Linked DNA regions of Homo sapiens: region 1 is linked to region 2. A link is a loop called in an ENCODE intact Hi-C map of the cell type or tissue named here. Cell type or tissue: adrenal gland. All regions are shown on one strand. Links, peaks and the distances in the headings refer to the core of each region. The heading gives the core; the rest is flanking DNA.

Region 1 (8,585 bases), core at 3,658-6,157, 400 kb before region 2:
TTTTCCTTTTTCCTTGTTTTTTTTTTTCTATTATTAATTAGGCCTAATTTTACCAGGTCAAACATATATGATGTATGCCTTCAGAAATATTTTGCATGCTTGCTTCATCATCACAGAGCTAAAGCTAAAATCAAGGAAATTTTTACTGTTCTACAATTGTAGGTTCCAGTTTATGCAATTTTCATATTGTGTTTGTTTTTTCTAAAATCTACTTACTAATCTTAACAATATAGTATCAAATTGACATTATAATCTCTTAGTTGAAAGCTTAGCACATGAACTTTAATTTCCTTATCTTTTAATAATAATAAATTTAAAACAATGGAGCATGATATGTAGTTTAAAATATTCAACTGTTACATCATTTTAATCACACAATCTGTAACACCTGCTTTCTTTATGGCAGTTTTGTGAAAATTAACTAGAAAATAATTGCAAAATTCATTGCAAATTCTGAAAAATTTGAAATACTGTTAATGAGAAAGTATGGAAAATATTATTTTAACATTTCAGTTCCCAAATTGTTTTTTTCTTTGATTTTTGTCTTTTTAAAAAATTTTAGTTAGTTTATCAATAATTACTAATGATAAGTATAATGCCTAATGTAGCCACATACACTGACCACTAGAAAGACGAAGAAAATATGAGCTTCTCCTAAAATAAGCTAAGGGTTAATTTTTAAAAATCTCTTTGGAATATAACATTTTATAAACATTTTCATCATATACACACTATATTTCATTCCCCTTAATTGAAATAGAAAGAATGAAGTTAATTTCAGTACTTGCAAAAACATTTTAAATATCCGGTGGTTGCTTTTTAATAAATGTGTCTTAGCCCATTTTGTCCTCCTGTAACAAAATCTCACACTGAGCAATTTATAAACAACAGGAATTTATTTTTCAGAATTCAGGGGTCTGAGAAGTCCAAGATCAAAGTGCCTGCACCTAATTCTGGTGAGGGCCTTCTTGCTGTGTCCTCACATGGGAGAAGGTGAAAGTGCAAGCTAAAAAGGGACAAACTTTCCCATTCAAGACTTCTAATAAGGACACCTAATCCCATTCACAAGGGAGGTGCCCTCCTGACCTAATCACATCCCAAACACCCAATCTCTCAACACCAACACACTGGCAACACCTGAATTTTGGAGGGGCCACATTGAAACCATAGCAAGATGAAACCTTTTAATTGATCACGCCATAGGATACCAGAACTGGAAAATCTGGTTTTCTGTGGTGCATTGGATATTCTAACTTAATAATCAAAGAGGGACTTGAACAGAAGTTGAGGTTCCTTCAGTAGGATAGGGTGATGGGGGTGATTAGTCAATTACCTGTAAGAAAAAAGGGAAAGAGCAGTATGTGTTTCCTCCAGTTGCTTATTTTTTAAAAATTTTTATTTTATTTTATTATTTTTTTTGAGACAGAGTTTTGCTCTTCTCATTCAGGCTAGAATGAAATGACGCGATCTCAGCTCACTGCAACCTCTGCCTCCTGGGTTCAAGTGATTCTCCTGCCTCAGCCTCCTGAGTAGCCGGGACTACAGGCGTGTACCTCTACACCTGGCTAAATTGTTTTGTTTTTGTTTGTTTTGTTTGTTTGTTTGTTTGTTTGTTTGTATTTTTAGTAGACACGGGGTTTTACCATTTTGGCCAGGCTGGTCAAACTCCTGACCTCAGGTGATCTGTTGGCCTCGGCCTCTCAAAGTACTGGGATTACAGGCGTGAGCCACTGCGCCCAGCCTCCAATTGCTTATTTCTGTGCCTGAGCTTTCCCATGTATAAAGATGGTAATGATAATAGTATCTACCTATCTCGTAAAGTTTTTCACATAAAGAATATATCAGTTAAAGAACATACTAAAACTACATCTGGTACAAAAGCAAGAATAGCAGTTGAAAAAAGAGTGCTGTTAGGATAAACAAGTGTGCTGTCTCTGTAGGGCTTCCTATGGTTTTCATAACAAGCTTCTCAGTGCCTTCTCCCCACCTGCTGTTCCTTCCCTCTCCTCGCCAGCTTCTTCTCTTCTTTTCTTTCCTCTTACTCCCTGGCTATCTTATGACTCTGGCCATTTTATTTTTCTCTCTCACTCTCACTTTCAGACGATGAGTTTCTGAATTCTTCTGTCCGAATTCCCATCCACCCATTCTTCTCTCCTTTTATCTCAGTTCTTGCCCTTCTAGTTTTGCTATTGGAGGCTTTTTGAAAATAAAGCTAAATTATTCATGATCTCTGTTTCAACTCAACTGGAATACAATGGCCATCACAGAATTGACCTTAGGGTGTGAGTGCTGGCAGGAGGAGAGTCTTCCAGAGAGATTCCCTCAGTGTTTTGAAGGAGTGTCCTTCAGTGTTGTGGGTAAAGGAGGCACAGTGGTACTTCTAGGATGTCCCTTAGAGGAAAAGTACCAATTTCACAGGTTCCCATGACACAAAGCTCTTGCACATTCATTAAATATCTTTATGCTGATTGCATGTGGTGATGGTTAGAGGTCTGAGGCCAGGTATGGCCATTATTGTGTAACTCATCAAGCTCCAATGAGGTGCCACAACACGGATGCATCTCTGTTTTCCTCAGGTGAGAGTCACAAAGCTGAATGGAAAGCTATGGGTAGGCTAAAATCCAACAGTTTACTTGTGTCCCACTCTTTTTTCTCCTTAAAATAAATCACAGTTCCCTTTTTTTCTAGCCAAATAACAAATTCGAATCTTACTTGACAGTAATTACTAAAATATGTTAAATATGTATTTTGTTGACCAGTACCTATAACACACACTTTGATGGTACCATTATGTGTGATATTTCCAGTGTTCAGAGGTATTTTTGTTTTACACATAAGGAAACTGAGACTTATAGGATTTATATAACCTACCCACTTTGATACAGGAGATTAGTGTCAGAATGCTGATTCAAACCCAAGCATCTGAGGCCAGAGCTCAGATTCTTAATAATTTTAGGTTAATACATGGAAGAAAAGTTTGTGCAACTGCAGTTACATGATTCCCTGTGGGAAATACTGAGCTGGGTCTTCAAAAGTATTTCTATTTAGCTAGAAAATGTAGAGCTATTGCTGTAAAATACTGAATAGATTTATGTTGCTAACTGTGAAAATGATATACCACATACATTTGCACATGTATGTTCTTTCTAATTTGTGCAAAAAATTAATTCAACTAAATTCTCCCCTTTAAACTCTCTCAGCTCTTATTTAAATTGATCCTAACATACATAGTTTCTTGGCAGGATATGTATCCAAATAGCATTTTATACTTAAATAGCAATCCATTGATGGGAACTCCTATTATATACTGAACTGTATTAATTATTAATGGTCCAAATGCAAGCAAGTCCCCGGGAGCTGCTGAATCATTAGAACTTCTGAGGTTCATCTTCAAGGATGTTATGTAAACCAATTCTCTGAAGAATGACCATCTGAGGGGCAATGTAAGCCATGACTAATAAAGTCATTACAGAAAAAGAAAGCACTGTTTTCAGATAGGAAAGGCAGCTTTTCTTTCCCATCTTAGGAAATATTCTGTGTTTGGGGGTTTAAGTATTTTATTTATTTTTGAGCACAAAGTAGCACAATTTTATTCACATGTTTTCTGAATATTTAATATACCTCTGTTCACATGAAAGATATTCTTGGAGGAAAACACAGAATGAGGATCAGACACAGCATTTCTAAATTATAGACAAGAATCAAATACATTTTTTCCAATCATTTTTTGTTTGTTTCATTGCCTAGGTAACCCTTCTGAGGAAATTAGCAGCTTTGACAATGGAAAGTACTGTTTCATCTGTCTTCCCTATGAGAAGGTAATCTGTTTGAATAGAAGAAACATTGGAATAGGGCTCCATTTCTAAACAGATTTAGGTCTACAGAAGTTATATCACCCCTGAAATCCTTGGGATGCTGTGAGGATTTTTTTGGTTAAACTGAAATATCAACATAGAAATACAAAATATAAAATAAACTGAGAAAACTAACAGCTCACATTTTCGAAAATTAAATAGCAAATTTATCTTTTATATATGGTTTCAAATGTGTATTTCACCTCACAGTAAAACTTCATAAACATTTATTATTTATAAGCCTGTAATAACTAGTCTACAATTAATTAATATGGCAGAAATGTAAGTAAAAACTGTGTACTTTCCAGTGAAGTGTTATATAAACATGTAATGTTCAAAGCCATTTACAGATTTATAAACCAAAAGTCAGGTGGGCTGGAAATGAAAAAAAATTAATTTTAACAACTAATTGTACCATGAGAAAATTATATTATTTTTTGGTAAATTATGACTGCCAAATATGTCCCAATAAGGGTTACTTCTTTTTTCCTAGGCTTAATTCTTTATTCAATTAGTTGTGCTTGCAAAATTGAGTAAGAAAATAATTTTGCCTGAAATTAATTACGTCTTTTAATTTGAATGTTTGATTATCTAATTCAACAATTATTATGCACATGTAAAAAGGGAGATTTAGAAAAATTTTTAAATATGCACTTTATAATCTTTTCCCTGCTTATTTCTGATCCCTGTAGGTGGAGAAAATGCTATTAATTGAACCATTTTTGTGACATGATGTAGCTTCCCTTATGCTTACAATGACAAAATAAGATTAACATTGCATTTGTAAAAGCTACCAGGATTTTAGAAAATTATTTATTATATGAAAAGTTTAGTTTTTATCTCTGCCTATTCCTTTTTATCGTATATCAGGCATTTTAACTCACTTGAAATCTCACAGATAGGAATCCTGAGGCACATTATGATATGTTTAACTCTTCAAGTATCTAATTGGATGTGTTTTTATCTGGAATGTGTGAAATGTCTTCTTCTTTACCTAATAGTAACTGGTATGTCTTGGCTCAGCATGGAAACAACAAATTTAACAGCCAATAGATGGCACTGGAAGTGTTCAAAACATTTTCTATATCTTTTCTGTTCCATTGAGTATAATTATTTTTTTAAAGCAAATGACAATTTATATAGTTAAATTAAAAATGAAGGCACATTCAGAACGTCCATGTTGAAGAAACTCAAATATTTCATTGTTGCACGACCATTGAAAATTCTAGCACTTTAACAATATGAAACGATGCCTTCATTCTCTCCCATGTTGTAACTTAACTACTGTGTCATTCAAGTATGTTTTACCACCACCTGTTAGGATTTCTGAAGTCTGTAAACTCAATTGGTATGTGTGATGTCTGCAGAGATTTCATTTTTGGTACTATTCTCCTGATTATGTGATCCTGGTAGGATAAGGATTACAGCCAAATGTTATTAAATAATTTCATTATTGGTTCTCACTTGCATTTTTCTAAAGCCAACTTCACAAGTAACCTTTCATTCTCTGTAGTAAACAAGCCCATAAAACATTCAATGAATCAAGCAGAGTAAAAGAAAAAATGCAGGACAGTATTTAAACACAGATTACAGTGAACAGAGTAATCCATTTATAGGATGGGACTAATTTTCCTCTAAAATTGGTTAACAGTGTGCTTGGTTATTTAGATGTGGTAGAAAACGATCCCATGTGGAATTCAATGGGAATGCCACCTACATAGAAAGCCAAACTACTACTATATCTGTTTCTAAGTGAGGTCCAGTAACTATGCTTTAATCTTTGCTTTTTGTTATTTTTTTTTTTTATGTTTGCAGTTACATCAAGTGTTTCACAATACCAGGTGATATTTTCAGAGAAGTGTTATCAGCATGATGCAGCATCAAACATTACAGCTATTCCATCTTCAGATAACACCCCCCTACTTTTTCAAAGCTTTGTGTTAAAACTGTTGAAGGAGCTATTGCTTTCACCTAAAACAGTTTTAAATCATTGCTTTATGATAATTTAGAACCTAATTAAATTATGCATAGCTATAGAAAGACTACTTTTTAATCTATTTGTGCATAAAATATAAAAACATTTAAGTTATAAATGTGTTGACATTTTATTAACATTATTTCTTTCATATAGGATATTACCATGAAATAAATGCATGCATACATATATTTATATTCATATGCATATTTTCATGATGATGCCTCTTGTGTATGTACATATAAAATTAAATAATGTACCTAGAAGGCCTACTAGAGGCCTGGCTATTTCTTGAGTGCCTACCATAATATATTGCTGGATAAACAATCGGCTGAAACAATCTGTTGCCTGTTCAAATACTAAATATGTGTTTTTGGTAATAATGGTAGTACAACTTCCCCCATCACATTTTACTAAAACCATCCTTCTTTAATATCTGGCTTTAAGAAATTTTCTACATATTATTCCACATAGGAATACTCACTGCCCTAGAAATCATTGTGTAAGTGTGATCATATTCCTCAAGCTTCCTATAAGCACACTAGCTTTATATATATATATACAAGGAGTAAGTCAGTTTTTTAATTCTTCTCAACAAGGTTAGATGTATTTTCTTGAGCTCTGTGACACCTGCAACTGAACTAAGACAATTCCTTAATGCGTCCAAGGATGTTTGAAGTTAATGTGTAAAGCGGGGCAGGGAGTCGGGGAGGAGGTACACAAAAGAAGTGTTCACAAGTAATCCTCAGAAACTTTTAGAATTCTGTAAGGGAAAACTCCTATGGAGTACTGCACTGTGGCCTGCAGACACTTTTATCTTTAATACAACAGTGTGACTTTGATGCCTTGGGGGGCCATAATGACAACATTCATCTTGATGTCTGCATTTTCCTCTCAATGATATTTTGTTTTCTCTAAAATCATTAAGTTCTCTTTTCCAGTAAAGAAAAAAACAGACCACAACTACTCTCTTATTTTACAAATCAGGTACATTTTTTAGAGCAAAGGATGTGGAATTGTATGAAAGTTTAACAGTGATTATTCAGCTATCATACTGCAAGATTGTTAAATAAGGGTTGCAAATGAATGAATGGATGCATACATGCATTACAATGTAGGCAACAGGAAACTGAGAAAACTGGTTAGTAAGAAGTAACTCATACTAAGAGAATATAGGAAATTTGATTCAGAATGTTTAATTCAGTTTAAGAGAACAATGAAATCAATGTCAAAATCAAGCTGTAGGCCTTCTTCATATCACAAGGAAGAAAAAACTCGTGTCAGGAATGTTTTTTCTGTCTGTGTTTTTATGGACTCAGCCTTTTGGTTGATGGGTCTTATGGTTGATGAACATTAAATGAGGGAATCAACAAATTATAGGTGGTAACCTTGAGTAAGTTCCCTAACTTCTCAAGGCCTCAGCCATCTTATTAGTGTAATAATTTCTACCTACGACAGGAGTGTCTTAAAAACTTCATTTTAAAATTCATGTGCTGGCCAAGTGCGGTGGCTCATGCCTGTAATCCCAGCACTTTGGGAGGCCGAGGCAGGTGGCTCACTTCAGGTCAGGAGTTTGAGACCAGCCTGGCCAACATGGTGAAACTCCGCCTCTACCAAAAATATAAAAAATTAGCCAGACGTGGTGGTGTGCACCTGTAATCCCAGCTACTCTGGAGGCTGAGGCAGAAGAATTACTTGAACCTGGGAGGCAAAAGTTGCAGTAAGCCGAGATCATGCCACTGCACTCCAGCCTGGGTGACAGAGCGAGACTACGTCTCAAAAAAAAAAAATAAATAAAATAAAATAAAATAAAATAAAATAAAATAAATTTCATGTGCTGAATATAAACTAGTCTGACCACTGTTGATAACCATTTGTTGATATCTCAATAAGTTAAAGATAGATTTACCATATGACTCAATAATTCCACTCCTAGATATTTACCCAGAATAACTGAAAACAGATACTCAAACAATAACTTGTACATGAGTCTTCATAGCACCATTTTTCATAATAGTCAAAAATAGAAACAACCCAAATGTCCACCAACTGAGGAATGGATAAATAATATATGATATATACATACAATGGAAAATTATTCAGGAATAAAAAGAATGAGGTATTGACACCTGCTATAGCATGGATGAGTTTTGAAAATATGCTAAGTGGAGGAAGTCAGACACATATTGTATGATCTTATTTATGGGAACTATCCATAATACATAAATCCATGGAGACAGAAAGCAGATTAGTAGCTCATAGGAACTGAAGGCAGAAAGGAGGGGGAAGAGAGAATGGGAGAAGAGGGAATGGGAAGTGATGGATAATGGATGCAGTTTTCATTTTCGATGATGAAGTTATAGAACCAGATCATAGTGATAGTTGTTAAAACATTCTAAATGTACTGAATGCCACTGAATGGTATACTTTAGAGTCGTTAAAATGGTAAATTTATGTTTTGTCTATACATAACAATTGTGAAAATAATAAGATAAATAAAAATAAACACTGATAAGTAAAAGTTCTGAGCTCTCAACATTGACCAATGGACACAGTTTTGAGCTTGCCAGAATTTTTTATAATATGTGGCATATGTGAAGATTAGGAAACACTCAAAGACATATTGATAAAAGACTCTAGTTTGGGTAAACCACAATGAGGTTATAGTTGCAGATTCAATGTATATATCATCTAATTAGTGAAAGCAGCATTGTAGAGTTCAAGGTCTAGTCTGGTAGATTTTGGGTGGCTGTTGA
Region 2 (8,585 bases), core at 3,003-5,502:
TCTGGTTAAGTTGTTCAACTCACCTTTTGTTTTCTATCCTTCAGGTCCCATCAACATACTCTAAATATAAAAGCCCTATGTGCTTCTACGTCTTCTTCAATTATTTCCTCAAAGAAAGAAGTGAACAAACAAAATAACATATATTTAGAAAGAGGTTAACACTTAGTTCTCTAATCAGTGACATTCTAGAGAGAGTAACCTAGCAGTTGTCTCTAGTGACTTCTAGGTTCACTGTCATGAAAACCTAAATATAAGTACTAATATTCTGTTAATGCTTTACTGAGTATGCACAAGAGGAAAACACATTTCTCCTGCCTATGCAGCTTCAATAATTATTTCCTCTTAATGTCTCTTGATTACGTGGCATAGATATAAAATACAACATTTGGTTATAACTCTGCAAGGTGTATACTAAGAGTTGGTACCACGTCTGCCACCAGAAGCTGGATGTCAGTGAAAATGGCATCTAATTACAAAAGTTAAATGGTAGCCAGAATCCCCTTTCCTCTCTTTTCTGTATATGCCAGTTAGCTTACATTGTTTATGTGTAAGATTATTTTTTTTTTTTAAGTTTCTGGAGAGTTTTTTAACTTTCACACCTAGTGCTCCGGTTCAGCGCTACTGTGGTGGCTCCGAGGAATTTCACCTAATTATTACTGAGAGCAAAGCAGGAGGAGCATTCTCTCTTCACCCAATTTTTGGTCTTGTAATATTCAGGTCCTGTATTCAAGGGTGTTCAGCCTAGTGGACACATGTGATGAAATCCATTCCACACTCCATGAACCAACATGTGCCTGTCAAGGCTATGCCTGCCTAGCAGAAATACCTTGTCACAATTTCATGAAACAGCCTCCCGGGCTAGGATATCCCTGGTTTCTCTGTTCTTGACCCAGCACTTGAGTAAGGGCAGCTTTCAATGTACTTTAAATGGATTGCCTTTTAAATGATTGCAAACAATTCTTGTTGTCAAGTCGTTATTGTTATTCATACTAAAATCTTTTTTCTTCCCCATATCCTAATTTGTAGCAGTGCCATCTTAGGGATGCAGAATTTTTCTACTTTGGGATAAATTATCTGATTACGTACTTCTGACAAAAATTCCTCATGCAAACCCGCTTTAAAGTAAAATGGTTTCATAATTTTTGTTGGTACTGACATTAAAGGTATTAAATATATTTTAATGGTTCTCTGCAGTTTACCACCTTCTCTTCTTCCCAGTAAATTACATACAAAACTGGGAATATATTGCAAAAATAACAGAGGTGAGATATACATCTATGTATTAATAATCCTTCCTTCCTTCCTTTCCTTCCTTCCCTTCCCTTCTCTTCCCCTTCCTTCCTTCCCCTTCCGTTCCTTTCCCCTTCCTTCCTTCCTTCCTTTCCTTCCTTCTTTCCTTCCTTCCTTCTTTCCTTCCCTCCTTCCTTTCTTCTTTCTTTTGTTCCTTTTCAGCCATCCATCCATCCACCCATCCATCCACCCATTTATTCATCCATGTATATTCTTTGGCTTTCCAGTCTGGTTTCTTAACCACTATAATTCTGGACTACCTGAGTAAACTGTTCTTCATTATAAAAGAATTGTACAGGGGAAGCAATTGGGCAAACCAAGAATTCTCACGCAGATTGTGATTGAAACTCAGTGGGATAGAAAGACAGCACTTTGATTAGGAGCCCTTCATTGTATTTACCATTTCTACTGTCCTTTAAACTTTATCCTGGCCGGGCACGGTGGCTCACACCAGCACGATGGGAGGCCAAGGCAGGCGGATCACAAGGTCAAGAGATTGAGACCATCCTGGCCAACATAGTGAAACCCCATCTCTACTAAAAACACAAAAAATAGCTGGGCATGGTGGTGAGTGCCTGTAGTCCTAGTTACTCAGGAGGCTGAGGCAGGAGAATCACTTGAACCCGGGAGGCAGAGGTTGCAGTGAGCCGAGATCACACTACTGCACTCCAGCCTGGTGACAGAGTAAGACTCCGTCAAAACAAACAAACAAACAAACAAACAAAAACACCTTATCCTCCAACATAGATAATGAGAGTATTTTGTAAGATGCGAAGACCATATATGCTTGGGAAGCTTACGCCGAAATACAATTATATAACCTGGGTCATTAGTTTGTGATAAAAATAACATTGTACTTATTTTAAATTTGAAGCTATTTTACCAAATTCTCCTCTCTCCTCTAGTGAGAATACCTTTCTTTCCTTCAAAGGATGCCTTTCCTCAAGATAATTGAAAGCATCCTAAGGGCAACCTCATTCCACAAGTCTAGTTTTGGTCCCTAGCCTTTCCACTGGAGAGGGAAGTTTGATTTATCCCCGTGGCAATGGAGGACTCTAAAACAGCTACTGGAGGCTGAGTGCCAGTGGGATACTCTGTGGTTGCTAAGCCTAAGGTGGGCATCACTGCTGACTCCTAGAGATTCTACAGAGAAACCTCTTCTTCATTCGCTAGAAGACATTGTTACTATCAGTAAGGTTAAAGGGATTGCCTGCCTCCCCACTGAAGTTAGATGACTCACATTAGTTACTTGAATTTAATTTGTCTATATTTCATGTGGATAAAGATCACAGTGCCATAGCTCTTTAGAGACACATATCTCTCAATATGAACATAGTCTTTCTCTCTTTCTCACCCTCTCTTACATGATTTTTTCATGATGTTTCCTAAATATCCCCCTTGTTAAAATAAAATAAGTCAGGCATAGTGGCTCATGCCTGAAATCCCAGCACTTTGGGAGGCCAAGGCATAAAGAAAACTTGAGCCCAGAAGTTTAAGACCAACGTAGGCAATATAGGGAGACACTATCTCTATAAAAAATTTTTTAAAAGCAGGCATGTGACACACACTTATAGTCCCAGCAACTCAGAAGGCTGAAGTGGGAGGATCACTTGAGCGTGGGAGTTCCAGGCTGCAGTGAGTCAAGATTGTACCACTGCACTCCAGCCTGGGTGACAGAGCAAGACTTTGTCTCAAAAAATAAATAAAATGAGCCAAATCAAAGGGTCCTATTTTTTTTTTTCAGAGTAAAAATAAGAGGTCTTCCAAGATCTGTGCATCCACAATCAATCGTTTTGAGTGACCTCATGTCCTGCTACCTTGTTCCCTCTATAACCTTCTCACTTCTCTCTGAGGATGCCAAACACCACCCATTTCTAGGCATTCCCACCCATATTTCTCTCTCCTAGAAACATACTTCCACCAGATATCTACTGTGTCTCCTGTCTTCACCTCCTTACCTCCTTTAAGCCACAATTCAAATGTCAGCTTTTCAAAGAGGCCTGCTCAGATTACACCATTTGGATTACAACTCCCAATGCCCACCTGTAGTCTCAGGTGTCTTTCCCTTGCTTTATTTTTTAAATTTATGCATTGTTTTTAGTCTGTTCTCACACTGCTATAAATAACTACCTGAGACTGAGTAATTTATGAAGAAAAGAGGTTTAATTGACTCACACTTCTGCAGGCTGTACAGCAGCATGGTTGGGAGGCCTCAGGAAACTTAAACCATGGTGGAAGGCAAAGGTGAAGCAAGCACATCTTATCATGGCAGAGCAAGGAAGGAACTGCCACACACTGTTAAACTATCAGACCTTGTGAGGGCTCACTCACTGTCATGAGAACAGCATGGAGGATACTGCCCCTGTGATCCAATCACCTCCCACCAGGTCCCCCCACCCCCACCATCTGGGGATTGCAATTCCGGATGAGACTTGGGTGGGGACACAGAGCCAAACCAATATTATGCATGCTATTTCATTCCATAATTAACATGTCCTTATACAAATAAGATTTCACACTATGTTTTTAAAAATTTTAATAAACTTTACTTTTAAAAATAGTTTTAGATTTACAGAAACATTGAGAAGATAGTTCAGGGAGTTCCCATATACCTATACTCCATACAACCCCACACAGTTTTCCCTATCAATATCTTACATTAGTTTGGTGTGTTTGTTACAATTTATGAGGCAATATTAATATATTAGGATTAACTGAAGCATACATTTTATTTAGATTCCCTTAGTTTTTACTAATGTCATTTTCCTTATCCAGCATCCCATGAAAGATACCACATTATATTGAGTTATCCTGTTTCCTTTGGCTTCTCTTGGCTATGACGATTTCTCATACTTGCCTTGTTTTTGATGACCTTAACAATTTTGAGGAATATTGGTTAGGTATCTTGTAGAATGCCCTTCTATTGGAATTGCTCTGAAGTTTTTCTTATGATTAAACCAGGGTTATGGGTTTTGGGGAGGAGGCTGACAGAGTGCCATCTTCACCATATCATATCAAGGGTATATACTACCAACATGATGAATCACTGTTATTAATCTTGATCTCCTGACTGAGGTAGCATTTGTTGGTTTTCTCCACTGTAAAATTTCTCTTTTCCTTTTCCCTCTTTTTATACTGTACCCTTTGAAGGAAGTTACTAGGCACAGCTCCCCCTTGTGGAATAAAAAGCTATGATTCATCCTTGAGGGTGTTACATCTACATAAATTGTTTAAAATTCTTTTGTATCAGAAATATCTTTATTCTCTCATTTATTTATTTCTCCTCACATTTATTTATGTCAGTGACAACTCAAGGATGTTTATTTTATACTTTGGGTTGTAATCCAATAATACTTCATTGCTCAAAATGTTCTCATTTTGGCCACTAGAGCTCTTTCAGTTGGTTCCTATGTCCTTTTGGAAAATCCCCAACATTGTGGGGTTTTGTTTCATTTTGCTTTGTTCTGTTCGAGCTTATTGTCTGCACAAGATGATCCAAGCTCCTTGTTCCTTTTATTGGAGAATGGAATTAGACACCAAAACCTAGGCAGTTGTTGCTACTAGGGTATTGATGCTTCTAGGCCCTCTTAGCTAACAGAGTATGAAATATATTTATGTATACTGTATTAGTCAGGGTTCTTCAGAACCAACAGGATACATACACATACATACATATACACATGTATATACAAGGAGATTTATTATAGAAATTGGTTCACATAGTTATAGAGGCTAAGATGTGCCACAGTCTGCCATCTCTAAACTGGAGAACAAGGAAAGTGGGTAGTGTGATTCAGCCCAAAGACCTGAGAACTGGGGCCCACAGGTGTAAAATCTGATCAAAATCTGAAAGCTCAAGAACCAGCAACAACAATGTCAGAGTGCAGAAGAAGATGAAAGTCTCAGCTCAAAAAACCCTTCCCCTGGCTTTTTTGTCTATTCAGGTCCTCACCCAACTGGATGATGTTCACCTACAATAGTGAGGGTGACGTTCTGTACTCAGTCTATGATTCAAATGGTAATCTCTTCTAGAAACACTCACAGACACACTCAGAAATAACATTTTACCTGCTCTCTGGACATTCCTTAGTCCAGTCAAGCTGACACATAAAATTAACCAGCACATGTAACCCATGTACATCTTATCTATACATATTTCTATATGTAACCATTTGTATCTATATTGCTAAGAATGAGATCATAGTGATATTTCAAACTTTAATCCATTACCACATGAACCATACTAGTCTCCTCTCCTTGCATGTCTGAAAATTCCCATTCCAGCAATGAGAACTTGGTTTCAATCACGTGTTATCTGTTTACTTACTTTTCAGTATACATGCAGAGTGATTTCAAAATTGTTCATCTGTGCCATTATGGGAAAAAAAATTATTAACTCAAGTGTAGCACTGAAGTATAGCTCCTTTTGCCTTGAGTCTTACAGTCCACTCATTTCCAAAACCTTTCTTCCATTCAATTGAGTTAATATCTTTGTAGCACAATTAGATTATTTTGTCACATTCTGCATTCTATCCTGAGATCCTCTTACCTGCTAAATGATTTTTTAAATTTGCATATATTAACATTCATTCTTTGTCCTGGAAATCTCTATGAGTTTTGACAAATGCATAGTTATATATTTACAATTACAATATAATACAAAATAATTTTTCCACTATAGGAGATCACCTGTCCTTTCTTTAGCCCTACCCTTTTCTCCTCCAGCCCCAGGAAATCACTGATATTATGACAGTCTCTATAGTTTTGCCTTTACCAGAGTGTCATATAAATGGAATCATGCAGTATGTAGTCCTTTCAGATGGGCTTTTTTTTCCAGTTAACAATACATATTTAAGGTTCATTTATGTATTTTTGTGGCTTCATAGCTAATTTATTTTTATTGTCAAATAATATTCCAATACATGGCTGTACCATAGTTTATCCGTTCTCCTATTGCAGGCCATTTTGAGTGCTTCTAGATTTTGGTGATTATGAAAAAAAAACTTAAAATCATTCATGTCCATGTTTTTCTGTAGACTTAGGTTTTAAATCAGTTGCATAAATGTCTAGGAAAAAATTACTGGATATATAGTAAGATTTGTTTAACTTTGAAAGAGATTGTCAAAATGTCTTCCAAAGTAGCAGTATGATTTTTCTTTCCCACCAGCAATAAATGACAATTTCTGTCACTCGATATCTTGGCCAGTATGTTGTATCGTCAGTTTTTTGGAATTTAGCCATTCTAATAGGCGTGTACTGGCATGTCATTATTATTTTAATTTGCAATTCCCTAATGGAAAATGATGTTGAGTATTCTTTTATATCCTTATTTTCCATCTGTTTATCTTTTTTAATGCAGTGCCTCTGGATTTCTTCCCCATTTTTAAATTGGGTTGCTTGCTTTTTTATTTTTGAGTTTTAAGTGTTTGTATATTTCAGATACACATTCTTCATCAGATCTGTATTTTCCAAATATTTTTTTCTAGTCTTATCTTTTTGTTCTCTTAACAATGTCTTTCATAAAGCAAAATTTACTTTAATTAAATCTGTTTTTAGTTCTTTCACAAATTGTGCCTTTTGTGTTATTCTTAAAAATTGCCAAAACCAATGTCACTGAGATATTTTCTTGTTTTCTTCTAGAAGCTTTATAGTTTAACATTTAGGTCTGCAAGGTATTTTGAGCTAAATTTTGTGGAAAGTGTATAGTCTGTGTCTGGATGTCCCTCTCCCCTTTTTCATACAGACATTCAATTGTCTGAACATGCTATCTTTTCTTGGTTGAATTGCTTTTGCTCTTTCTTCAAATATCAGTTGAGCACATTCATTTTGGTATATTTCTGGGGTTTTATTCTCATTGATTTATCTATGGGCATTTATTTATTTATTTATTTATGACGGACTCTCCCTCTGTCACCCAGGCTGGAGTGCAGTGGCTTGAATTTGGCTCACTGCAACCTGCAACCTTTGCCTCCTGGGTTGAAGCAATTCTCCTGCCTCAGCCTCCCGAGTAGCTGGGACTACAGGCGTGTGCCACCACGCCCAGCTATGTGCCTATTTTTGGTTGTTGTTATTGATATCAATCTCTTTTGATTATTGTAGCTTTAGAGTAGGTCCTGAAATCAGCTAGTGTTAAGTCCCTCAGTATTAGGTTGGTTGTTCTAGGTCTTTTGATTTTCCATGTAAACTTTAGAATCAGTTCGTGAATATTTATAAATAGCCTGCTGGAATTTTTGTTGGGATTGCATTGACTCTATAGAAAACATTGGGAAGAACTGACATCCAACATTATTGAATCTGGTGGAATATTTATATAAAATATCCCTCCATTTATTAGATCTGCACTGATCTCTTTCATCGAAGTTTGGTAGTTTTCCACATGTAGCTTCTCTGTGTATTTGGTGCTGTTGTAAATGGTATTTTTAAATATTGAACTGATTTTTCTTGTCCTTTAACATGTTTTACTTTTGTTGAAATGTTTTATTGTTGAAAGACTTACATGATGTATTAGATAACAAGAACGGAGGTATATGGCCATTTGTGTGAGGTTTTATGTTATTTTGGCTAGGAGTTGTACTGTGTTCAATATTTGCTTTAGCCATATGTTCCAGAGACTTCACATTCTATGAGATTCTGTTTTTTTATTCTCTACTGTCTTTGGGCTTCCCTAAAAACTCATATGTAAATAAAGTCTGTGCCTTGCAGGTTTTTTAACTGTTCTCCACTATTACTCACTATTACTATATACACTAGTACCCTGTTGATGTGGTGGTAGCAAGTATGTTAAAGGAATCCTTCTATAATCTTATGATGGGATCTTAGTCCTTTACTAGACCTGTGTTCCTGGGCTGTGATCTACACCAGTATTTCCTAGTTTTGTTCTCCCCTTTCAGGTGAGACAGAATTGCTAGATGGGAATGAAGTTGGGTAAACACCGCTCCTGTTGGGTGTAATAAAGCTCTGAGAAGTCTTTTTCCCAGGATAGTAGGTCTTTGTTATAGAGAATGTCCCGGGCATTTTTTTTTTTTCATTTGATGAGTTTAATGCTCAATGGTAGCAACTTATTGTACAAGATGACTCCATTGCCACAAGAGAGATATGTCTGCCGATAGGGTCACATATTCAGATTGGCTGGATATGGCACTATCATCCCTGGGCAGAAGGCAAAAGCAGTTAAGCCATGAAGTCTTAATACACAAGCATCATGATGCTGCCCTAATGAGAAAAGTGCTCTTTCTATGAAAGATGATCTCTCTCCTCTTCCTTTATTAGTACAATAACAGAGAGTGCAAAGGGAA

The links. Hi-C counts contacts between places; a loop is a spot of excess contacts. Peaks named below come from ENCODE experiments on the same cell type or tissue, not always from the same donor. Only the 100,000 strongest peaks of a DNase experiment are listed, where the experiment ranks them.
Region 1: a loop joins it to region 2, with 2.4 times the contacts of the local background. A loop is called at or near these places in 28 of 110 quality-filtered maps.

What each region holds. Positions count from the first base shown.
Region 1 is chr12:59,426,552-59,435,136 of GRCh38, forward strand. No RefSeq gene overlaps it. Among named protein-coding and RNA genes, the nearest start is that of LINC02448, 93 kb to the right of the region's middle. In adrenal gland, for the core only: CTCF peaks have their summits at 4,881 (motif pointing right) and 5,080; no DNase peak of the experiment used is centred there.
Region 2 is chr12:59,830,699-59,839,283 of GRCh38, forward strand. No RefSeq gene overlaps it. Among named protein-coding and RNA genes, the nearest start is that of SLC16A7, 240 kb to the left of the region's middle. In adrenal gland, for the core only: CTCF peaks have their summits at 4,500 (motif pointing left) and 4,720; no DNase peak of the experiment used is centred there.